Regions from separate parts of the Homo sapiens genome. Here region 1 is linked to region 2. The links are chromatin loops, found by intact Hi-C in ENCODE. Cell type or tissue: mammary epithelial cell. All regions are shown on one strand. Links, peaks and the distances in the headings refer to the core of each region. The heading gives the core; the rest is flanking DNA.

Region 1 (5,375 bases), core at 204-5,203, 120 kb before region 2:
ATAGACATAACCTCTTTAGCATACTAAAGAAGTGTAACACATGATATGGGATGTTCTTTTTGTTCTGAGGAAGCGGTCCCCAAACTTTTTGGGACCAGGGACCGCTTTCATGGAAGACGATTTTTCCGTGGATGAGGGGCAGGGGATGGTTTCAGGATGAAGCTGTTCCACCTCAGATCATCTCTCATAAGGAGCACACAACCTAGATCCCTCACCTGTGCAGTTCACAGCAGGATTTGCACTCCTATGAGAATCTAATGCAGCTGATCTGACAGGAGGTGGAGCTCAGGTGGTAATGCTTGCCACCCACCACTCACCTCGGCTCCAAGGGACATTACTAGTATGAGTGATGAAATCTGAATAAAGTCTGTAGATTAGATAATGGTAGTGTTTCAGTGTTAATTTCCTGAATTTGACAGTTGTTCTGTGGTAATGTTTACATATAGGATAATGTTCTTGTTTTTAAGAAATATACACCAGGCCAGGTGCAGTGGCTCACATCTGTAATCCCAGCACTTTGGGAGGCCAAGGCAGGCAGATCACTTGAGGTCAGGAGTTCGAGACCAGCCTGGCCAACATGGTGAAACCCCATCTCTTCTAAAAATACAAAAATTAGTCAGGTGTGGTGGTGTGTGCCTGTAATCCCGGCTACTCAGGAGGCTGAGGCAGGATAATCACTTGAACCCAGGAGATTGCAGTGAGTAGACATTGCACCACTGCATTCTTGGGCAACAAGAGTGAAACTCCATCTAAAAACAAAAATGAAATATACACTGAAGTATTTAGGAGTAAAAAGGCAGTATTCTGCCCCTTACTCCCAAGTGACTTGGGGCTCAGGGAAGGGGAGGGGAGATATGTGTGTATATATGGGGGCACTGAAAGAAAGAGAGAGGGACACAAATGTCAAATGTTAACATTTGGGGAACTGGGGTAAAGGGTATGAAGAAATTCTTTGCACTATTCATGCAACTTTTCGATGTAAGTCTGAGATTATGTCAAAATAAAAAGTTAAAAAGAAAAACAGGACATCATAAAGAAAATGAACAGACAAGACCAAATTGGGAGAAGATATTTGTGAGACATAATCAAAAAAGGATTACCATTAAGGATATGTAAAAAAGTCTGATGAGTTCTCAAGAGAGACAAACAATCCAATGGACAAATGGGCACACAACTTGGATGGGAACTTACAGGAACAGCCAAAACCACATGGAAAGATGTCCAACCTCATCAGTAACCAGGAAAATGCAAACCCCAACTACACTGAAATGCCACTTGATAGTCATCAGAATGATGAGTATACATCTGTCAATAATAAGTGTTGGTGAGATGGGGCTGTAGATAGGGCTGTGAATTGGTGCCACCATTTTGGAAAACTGGCCTTATTTAGCCAAGTTGACACTATCAGCCCCTGTGACCTGCTGGGTGCCTGTATACCGTTGAAAGACTCCTGTGTACAGCACCAGGAGCTGTGTCAGAAAGGAATAGTCATAGCCACCCAAACAGGAAACATGGAGTCCTCCCCTGCTGCCATCTCCCATGTATGAGAATCCAGAACCACTGCATTACAGGTGGGGAAACTGAGGTGTGCGATGGGAAAGGGGCTGTCCAAAACACCACGTGGGCTCTGAGGGAGGGCCAGAAGAGAGGTTAGCTGTGGCAGGAGAAGTGGGGAGGAGGATAAGAGAAGGCAAAAGGGGGAAGGGGAGCTCTCTTGGTCTCACACTTGGCAGAGTGGAGGCCAGAGCAGGAAGCATCCCCATCTTATTCCTTCCCTCCCAGCCACCAGCCAGGATCCTAGAGGTCGGGGAGGGGCCTCTGAGGCAGCCCTCTTCCACTGGCCTAGAAAGCAGTGGGGACCTTCCCCGTCAGAGCAGAAAAAAGGCTGCTCAGTGGTGCAGCACTCCTCTTCCCTCCAGAGGGTCCCAGACCCTCCAGGAACTCTAGGAGCGCTGGGCACATTCTCCCTAGGAAAGGATCCAACATCCCGGGTTTGCAAATATTCAGGAAGGTTGGAAGCCTCTGAATCCATCCACAAAATCACAACCCTTCCCCAGCTCCCAGCCTAGGGGTTGGGGGGCCGGCGGCGGGGTGGGGGTGGGGGGGAGGGGGTCACTTGGCCAGCAGATGGCGCCAAGGCCACAGTGTTGCCACAACACAGCCACAATCCTGGGGTGCCTTTGGCTGCACAAAAACACACCCACATATTTAAAATCAGGGCTTTTTGTTGCTCAGGACCAGATTTAATTCTTATGCAAGTGGCCCTTTGGTACCAGTGTCTGTGAAAGGAAAGGTAGCAATGGAGAATTTATTCCTCTCCTGGCTGGTACAAACTCCCAAGTTCAGGCCACTGAAAGGAAGGAAGGGCCTCCGGGGCGGATGGGGCCTTCGGGATTGCCCAGGTACACCCTCCGAGGTTGTCTGGTGCCAGGCAGTGAGCTACAGCACAGCAGAACATGGTGGAACTTTGAGACATCCTCGCCTTTGCAGTGAGACCCTGCAGGCTGGCTGGGCAGCACCCTCTTGAGGGTGCCAAAGCCACTGGGTCAGGACTGGGATCACCTGTGGGACTCTCAGATGCAAAGCCTTCCTAGTCAAGGTCTCTGTCTCCATGGGTAATAGAGTGACTTGTATCCACCATTTGGGTTTTGGAACATCAGGTGGTGCCCCATGTGGCCCCACTGTGGCCACAGCCGCTTTCTTCACCCCATTCGACTTGTGCAGGCCGCTTAGGCAAGGGTTCCTAGAATCTGTGCCCGCCTCCTGGCTACTTCATTATAGCAAAGAGAAGCTGCCACTGAGGTCCGGGGCTTACACAGGCCCACCAGGGTTCTTTCATCACAGTTCTTCAGCCCTTGTGAAAGCTTTTTGCTTCAGCCATCTTCTCAAGGGAGGTGTAGAGGCTTTGGGGACATCCAAAAGGAGTCACAGGTCTCAGCTGCCTGTAGTGCTGGCTCTGTGCGGAGAAGATGGAAGTAATAACTGTGGAGCGGAACCACTCACCTGAAAGGGATCTTTCATCTCCTGCAGGTGAAGACTTTTCCCAGGGTGAGGTAGGGGAATCCACTTCCGGCTCTCTGCACCTTCCAGCTGTCACCCAACCTCAGGCCCCAGGGTCAAGTCCCATGTGGGTGGGTCTCGGAGAAAGCTCTTCCTGGGTGCCTGGAATCCTGCCCTCGCCTTCTGCAGCTCAGGCCCCAGCAGCCAAACCAACATCAGACTGCCGCTCCTCCTCTGACTGCCGCTCCTCCTCTGACTGCCGCTCCTCCTCTGACTGCCGCTCCTCCTCTGACTGCGAGCAGAGCAGCCTGGGTGTGTGACACTACCCTGGGGTGGATCCCCAGCACCTCCACTTACCAGCTCTGTGCCTGGGTCCTGTTTTTGTTGTTGTTGTTGTTGTTGTTTTTGAGATGGAGTTTCACTCTTGTTGCCCAGGCTGGAGTGCAGTGGTGTGATCTCAGATCACCACAACCTCCATCTCCTGGGTTCAAGTGATTCTCCTGCCTCAGCCTCCTGAGTAGCTGGGATTACAGGTGCTCGCCACCACGCCCGGCTAATTTTTTTTTTTTTTTTGTATTTTTAGTAGAGACGGGGTTTCACCATGTTGGCCAGGCTGGTCTCGAACTCCTGACCTCAAGTGATCCACCTGCTTTGGCTCCCCAAGTGCTGAGATTACAGGCGTGAGCCCCCGCGCCCGGCCTGCGTCCCGTTCTTAACCTCCCAGTGCCTTTGTTTCCTCATCTGCAAAATCGAGTTAATGGTAGTCCCCTTGTCTATGCTTGGCAGGGGTAAGAGCTCTGTGTTTGATAAGGGTCTCCAGTGCATCTCTGCGCCATGACTGCAGCAAAAGCCACCATACCTGAAGCTTCCCCTACCTCCCACACTGGCCCAGGTTGCCCATATTAGCTTTCTGTCTGCTTTATAGATGAAGAAACTGAATCCCAGAGAGATTGACTAAGAAGCAGTGGGGAAGCGGCAGAGGTGGGATTTGAACCCAGATCTATGGGACCCTGGAGCAGAGGAGGGGCTTATACAGCTGTACCCTGAAGCTGCTCTGGGTTGATTATCAAGCATAGGTTATTGAAGGGTTTTCATGTAGCTATAACGGAGTTTGATCATTTGAACTTATACCCTGTAAAGTCTACCTATCAAAAACACCTTTCTTCTACTTGAGAGCCTCCCACCTGAGTTCCCAAGACTGACTACTGCCTTCCAACCTCAAGTCTTTGGACATGTTATAGAGGCTTAGGGATTGACAGGATCATAAAGGCTACAAGGTTTTGTCCCCACCCCTCTCCATTGGATGCCTGAGCCCTATATTTATTGCATTCATGTTGCCAGTAACAGAAAAGCCCACTCAAACTAGTTTAAACAGTAAACTCCAGAGGCCCCCTCCACCTTCAGGCAAAGTGTGACCCAGCAGCTCAGCGATATCAGTAAGGATTTGTTTCTCTCTCTCCTCTGTGCCTTCTGTGCTGCTGATCTCATTTTAAGGGCAGCCCACCTCATATCCAAGATGTCGTCTTTGTCACATCTAGTCAGGCTCCCTTATTATTTCCAAGGAGCAGGAAATACCTTGGTCTGGTGCAGTGGCACACACTGGTAACTCCAGCAGTTTATGAGGCCAAGGTGGGAGGACTGCTGGAGCCTAGGAGTTTGAGATCAGCCTGAGCAACATAGTGATACCCTGTTTCTACCAAAAAATTAAAAAGATTAGCTGGGTGTGGTGGTGTATGCCTGTAGTCCCAGCTACTCAGGAAGCTGAGCAGAAGGATTGCTTGAGCCTGGGAGGTTGAGGCTACAATGAGCTAGGATTTTGCCACTGTACTCCAGCCTTGGTAACAGAGTGTCTGTCTCAAAAGAAAGAGAGAGAGAGAGAGAGAGAGAGAAGAAAGGAAACAAAGACAGAGAAGAAGAGGAAAAAGAAGAAGGAGGAGGAGGAAAGAAAGAGAAAGAAAAAAGGAAGGAAGGCAGGCAGGCAGGCAGGAAGGCAGGCAGGCAGGCCAGGCATGGTGGCTCATGCCTATAATCCCAGCACTTTGGGAGGCCGAGGTGGGCGGATCACCCAAGGTCAGGAATTCAAGACCAGGCTGCCCAACATGGCGAAACCCTGTCTCTACTAAAAATACAAAAAAACTAGCCAGGTGTTGTGGCAGGCACCTGTAATCCCAGCTACTCGGGAGGCTGAGGCAGGAGAATCGCTTGAACCCAGGAGGTGGAGGTTGCAGTGAGCCGAGATCGCACCACTGCACTCCAGCCTGGACAACCAGAGCAAAACTCCGTCTCAAAAACAAAAAAAAAAAAAAAAAAAAAAAAAGAAGAAGAAGAAGAGAGGGAGGGGAGGGAAGGAAGAAAGAAAGAGAAAGTGTTCTGTG
Region 2 (5,375 bases), core at 186-5,185:
TGGATATATGTGTGTGCAGTAAAAGAAAAAATGCATGGGAGTGAAAAAACCAGACTGAGGCCAGAGGTTTCCTTTTGGGATGGGAGGGGAGTGGATTTGTAGCATGGTATGCAGAAGCTTCACATTTATCTGAAATGTTTTACTTCTTAAAAAAAAAAAAATCACTGGGCCGGGTGCGTGGCTCATGCCTGTAATCCCAGCACTTTGGGAGGCTGAGGCAGGCGGGTCACTTGAGGCCAGGAGTGCGAGACCAGCCTGGACAACATGGAGAACCCCATCTCTACTAAAAAATGTAAAAATTAGCTCAGTGTAGTGGTGCATGCCTGTAATCCTAGCTACTCGGGAGGCTGAGGCACAAGAATCGCTTGTGCCTGAGGGGCAGTGGTTGCAATGAGTGGAGATCATGCCATTGCACTCCAGCCTGGGCAATAGAGGGAGAATCTGTCTAAACAAACAACAACAAAAAAACCACCCCTGAAGCCAATGTGACAGCAGGCTATTAAAGTCACATTTTGGGGCGGTTTGCCCAGGTTTTATGGCATTATTTTGTATGGTTTTCTGCTTTTCTGTATTCTTGAAGATTTTCTTATCTTTTTTTTTTTAGATGGAGTCTAGCTCTGTCGCCCAGGCTGGAGTGCTGGAGTGCAGTGGCACAATGTCGGCTCACTGCAACCTCCACCTCCCAGGTTCAAGCGATTCTCCTGCCTCAGCCTCCTAAGTAGCTGGGATTACAGGCACCTGCCACCACCCCCAGCTAATTTATGTATTTTTAGTAGAGACGGGGTTTCATTGTGTTGGCCAGGCTGGTCTCAAACTCCTGACCTCGTGAGCCTCCAGCCTCAGCCTCCCAAAGGGCTGGGATTGCAAGCATGAGCCAACATGCTTGGCCTTCTTATCTTTTCTTATTTGGTGTTCCCTTAGCTTAGGATTATCAACATTGCTACCCGTGAACCTGGCTGGGTGGACGTTGTACCTGTCTTGAAGGTTTTTCATGCCCCTATTTTTTATTTTTTATTATTGTTTTTTAGACAGGGTCTTGCTTTGTCACCCAAGCTGGAGTGCAGTGGTGCTGTCATGGCTCACTGCAGCCTCAACTGCCTGGGCTCAAGCAATTCTCCCACCTCAGCCTCCCAAGTAGCTGGGACCACAGGCCTGCGCCACCACGCCTGACTTAATTTTTTTTTTTTTCCTCTAGTGATGGGGTCTCCCTATGTTGCCCAGGGTGGTCTTGAGCTCCTGGGCTCAGGGGGTCCTCTTAGCCTTCCAAAGTGCTGGGATTACAGGTGTGAGCCACCACGCCTGGTGAAGTTGGACAATCATGCTTTTTCATGTAATTTGTGTTCTAAGATCTGCATTGTTGGCCTTGGCCAACTGAGTGAGTCTCTGTGCCATCCAGTGTGAATGTGTTTATAATCTTTCTGATAAGCATTTTTCTTTACAAACATGAGTTCTTGAGAGAGATGTGGAAAAATTATTTTGGTTGCTGCCTTTCCTAGACTGTAGCCAGTATTCTCAGGTCATTTTCAGCACTGTCTTCGGTATTGATGCCTGTTTTCAAGAGGGTAGAATTGCTTCTTCAGAATTTCTTTGGCTGATGGGGCTGGCTATAAGGCAGAAGACTGGGTTCCTAATCCACCTCTTCCACAAGCTCTCTGTGGCGAGTTGCTCAGACCCTCTCAACCTCAGGGTCGTCCTCTGTGAACAAGGAAGTTGGCCTGATAACCTGCAGTGACCCTCCCACTCTGCCAGTCGGTGATTCTGTGAAGTGGTGTAAAGGGCTGTGAGCCTCAGGCATAAACAGACAGCAGGGAGAGACTTAGTATACTCCACTCTGCCAAGAGAAGATACACTGGCAAGCTGCAGTGGGATGAAAATCGGAAAACTGCCTGCCCCAAGAGCTGCCCCACAGCCTGATGTGCAGCTTAAGCAGAATTCTCTGAATTATCCTCATTACATTTATAATGAAAATGCCTATTAGGAAACTTACATGAGTCTGTGCTGTTTCCAAGGCATTTTTTTCCTATCTAAAAAATGTCCCTGTTTGTTGTTGTTGTTTTTGAGACAGGGTCTCACTCTGTTGCCCAGGCTGGAGTGCAGTGGTGCAATCTTGGCTCACTGTAACCTCTGCCTCCCGGGTTCAAGCCATTCTCCTGCCTCAGCCTGCTGAGTAGCTGGGATTACAAGCATGTGCCACCGCACCCAGCTATTTTTTATTTTTAGTAGAGATGGGGTTTCACCATGTTGGCCAGGCTGGTCTTGAACTCCTGACCTCAAGTGATCTGCCCGCCTTGACCTCCTAAAGTGCTGGGATTACAGGCATGTGCCACTGCACCCAGCCTCCTACATCACCTTCTGATTGGCCCAGACATGTAAGTTTGGCTCTGCTGTGCCTCACTGAACAGAGTCATCAAGCTGGAGGACCCTGATGGCTCAGTCGAACTTTCTGTAGCTGGGCCATGATACATTTTCTAGAGCTGGGAGAAGGATGGCATGTGGACAGGTGAGACTGGCCAGCAAGCCTCTCCTGTTGACCCCACAGGAAGTCCACACCTGAAGGGGACCTTTGTGGGGCTTCCAGAGGGGCAGATCCAGGATCTGGACACTGGTCACATGCCTTGGGTCCCAGGCTTTGTGCCTGAATTGCCACAGAGCCATCAGGATGCCAGGGGTTCTGTTGACCCTTGCTATGTGAGGGCAGTTGGGCCTCAGTGCCCAGGTGACCTGGTTGGATGAGGGCTAGAATACAGCAGGCCTTTGGTCTGGGAGAGGGCCAGTGGGGCAGTGGACTGGTCACAGTTTTGGTCACCAGTCCCAGGATCCAGGTGTCAGGGGCTCCCTCCAGTGGCCCTTTTATGACAACTAAAGGAAGTCCTATTGTTCACAGCGAGGGTTCTCAGCTTGAAGTTCCTTGTGCCTCTTTTAGGGAAGACACTCAGATGGTATATCGAGTATAAAATGACTTAGCGATTCTTCTCCTCAAAATGTGTCATTTATGATCCTTTTGTAGTTCATGAGTGTGATGATTGTGTGTTCATACGCTTGTGTGAGATGTGCCACCCTTGAACCTTGTTACGACATTGGCACATTACCCGTCTGATCTGAAAAAAAAAGTATCATTTATTTACTTACCTAAAATCTATGGAGTGCTTACTATGTGCCAAGTGCTTTTTAAAGCACTTGGAATACCTGACTGCATGAACAGAAACACAAATCTCTGAGCTTGCAGTCTGATGGGAATAGGGGAGATACATAATAATAATCACAATAAATAGGTAAGTTCTAAAGTTTCACTGTTTAATACGGTAACTGCTACTCAAATGTGGCTATTTAATTAAAATTAGAATTACTTCTTCAGGCACCCTAGCCACATTTCAAGTGTTCAGTAGCTGTATTTGTCTCATCATTACCATACCGGGCAGCACAAATATGGAACATTTCAATAATTGCAGAAAGTGCTATTGGACAGCACTAATCTAGAATATGTTAAAAGGCAAAATGTGCTATGAAAAAAAATTAGAGATTTTTAAAGCATGTTGCAGGGGTGGAGAAGGTATTACAATTTTTTTTTTTTTTGAGACAGTGACTCGCTCTATTGCTCAGGCTGGAGTGCAATGGTGCGGTCTCAGCTTACTGCAACCTCTGTCTCCCGGGTTCAAGCAATTCTCCTGCCTTAGCCTCTCTAGTAGTTGGGATTACAGGCGCATGCCACCATGCTTGGCCAATTTTTGTAATTTTTGTAGAGACAAGGTTTCACAAGGGTGGTCTCGAACTCCTGACCTCAGATGATCCACCTGCCTTGGCCTCCCTAAGTACTGGAATTGCAGGGATGAGCCACCGCACCTGGCTGGAATTACAATTTTAAAGAGTAATTGTGGTGCACCTAATTTAGAAGCTTTTGAACAAAGATTATCAGGAGGTAAGTGAATGAGTCTTGGAAATACTTAGGAGAAGAGAATTCCAGGGCAGCGGACAAGCAATGCAGAGGCAGAAGCATACCAATTTGTGGAAGTGTTTGGAGTGCACCAGAGAAGAGAAGCAGAAAAGAGGTAATGGGGGCAGATCTCAAAAGCCTCATAGATCACTGTGTTATTCTACAGAAATCTATGAGGACATAAATATATGAGTACAAAAATGTTCTTGCAGCATTGTTTGTAAGCAGCAAAAAATTAGAGGTGAGGCCAGGCACAGTGACTCACGCTTGTAATCCCTGCACTTTGGGAGGCTGAGGCGGGCAGATCACCTGAGGTCAAGAGTTCGAGACCAGCCTGGCCAACATGGTAAAACCCCATCTCTACTAAAAATACAAAAATTAGCCGGGCGTGGTGGCACATGCCTATAATCCCAGCTGCTCAGGAGGCTGAGGCAGGAGAATTACATGAACCCGGGAGGCAGAGGTTGCGGTGAGCCAAGATTGCGCCACTGTACTCCAGCCTGGGCGACAGAGCGAGACCCCATCTCAAAAAAAAAAAAAAATTAGAGGTGACATACATGATTATTATTGGGGAGTGGTGACATGTTCATGCAGTGGTTGGTGAGGATGAGGGTGAAAGGATGAGGTTATAACCATGCATAGAAAGCATCCTGGAGGCCAGGCACAGTGGCTCACATCTGTAATCCCAGCCCTTTGGGAGGCCGAGGCGAGAGGATTGCCTGAGCCCAGGAGTGTGATACCAGCATGGGCAACATAGTAGGACCCCTGTCTCTACAAAAATTAGCTGGGCATGGCAGTGTGTACCTGTAGCATGACCTACTCAGGAGGCTGAGGTGAGAGGATTGCTTGAGCCCAGGAGGTTGAGGCTTCAGTGAGCCATGATGGTGACACTGCACTCCAGCCTGGAGGACAGAGCAAGAGCCTTTCTCTAAAAAGAAAGCATTCTGGTGCTGGGTATGGTGGCTCATGCCTGTAATCCTAGCACTGTGAGAGGCTGAGGTGGGTGCATCACCTGAGGTCCGGAGTTCGAGACCAGCCTGGCCAACATGGTGAAAACCTGTCTCTACTAAAATTATAAAAATTAGCCAGGTGTGGTGGCGGTCACCTGTAATCCCAGCTACTCAGGAGGCTGAGCCAAGAGAATCACTTGAACCCGGGAGGCGGAGGTTGCAGTGAGCTGAGACCATGCCATTGCACTCCAGCCCGGGCGACAAGAGCAAAACTCTGTCTCAAAAAAAAAAGAAAGCATTCTGGAGTCTGTAGGCTGCACCAAAAGGGCCATTATCCTGGTAGACTGGAAGGAGCCTGGGGCCCCTGGGAGTTGGGGTTTGAGGTGGCTGTGTGGCTTGTGCTGTCTCTTCTACTGGCAGTAGCAAAGGCCAGGGGACTGTTCAGGTCCTCCCAGACCCTAAACTCACCCCAGTTAGGGAAGAGTCACCAGTCG

Evidence for each region. Peaks named below come from ENCODE experiments on the same cell type or tissue, not always from the same donor. Only the 100,000 strongest peaks of a DNase experiment are listed, where the experiment ranks them.
Region 1: it touches region 2 in a loop (12-fold over the local background); 8 of 110 quality-filtered maps call a loop at or near these places.

What each region holds. Positions count from the first base shown.
Region 1 is chr3:47,368,113-47,373,487 of GRCh38, reverse strand. No RefSeq gene overlaps it. Among named protein-coding and RNA genes, the nearest start is that of PTPN23, 10 kb to the left of the region's middle. In mammary epithelial cell, for the core only: a CTCF peak has its summit at 2,175 (motif pointing right); no DNase peak of the experiment used is centred there.
Region 2 is chr3:47,248,247-47,253,621 of GRCh38, reverse strand. The region is part of intron 10 of KIF9 (kinesin family member 9); the gene reads left to right. SNORD13J (small nucleolar RNA, C/D box 13J) reads left to right here and starts at 3,013; the gene lies at 3,013-3,105. It also overlaps the pseudogene SNORD13P3. In mammary epithelial cell, for the core only: a CTCF peak has its summit at 2,836 (motif pointing left); no DNase peak of the experiment used is centred there.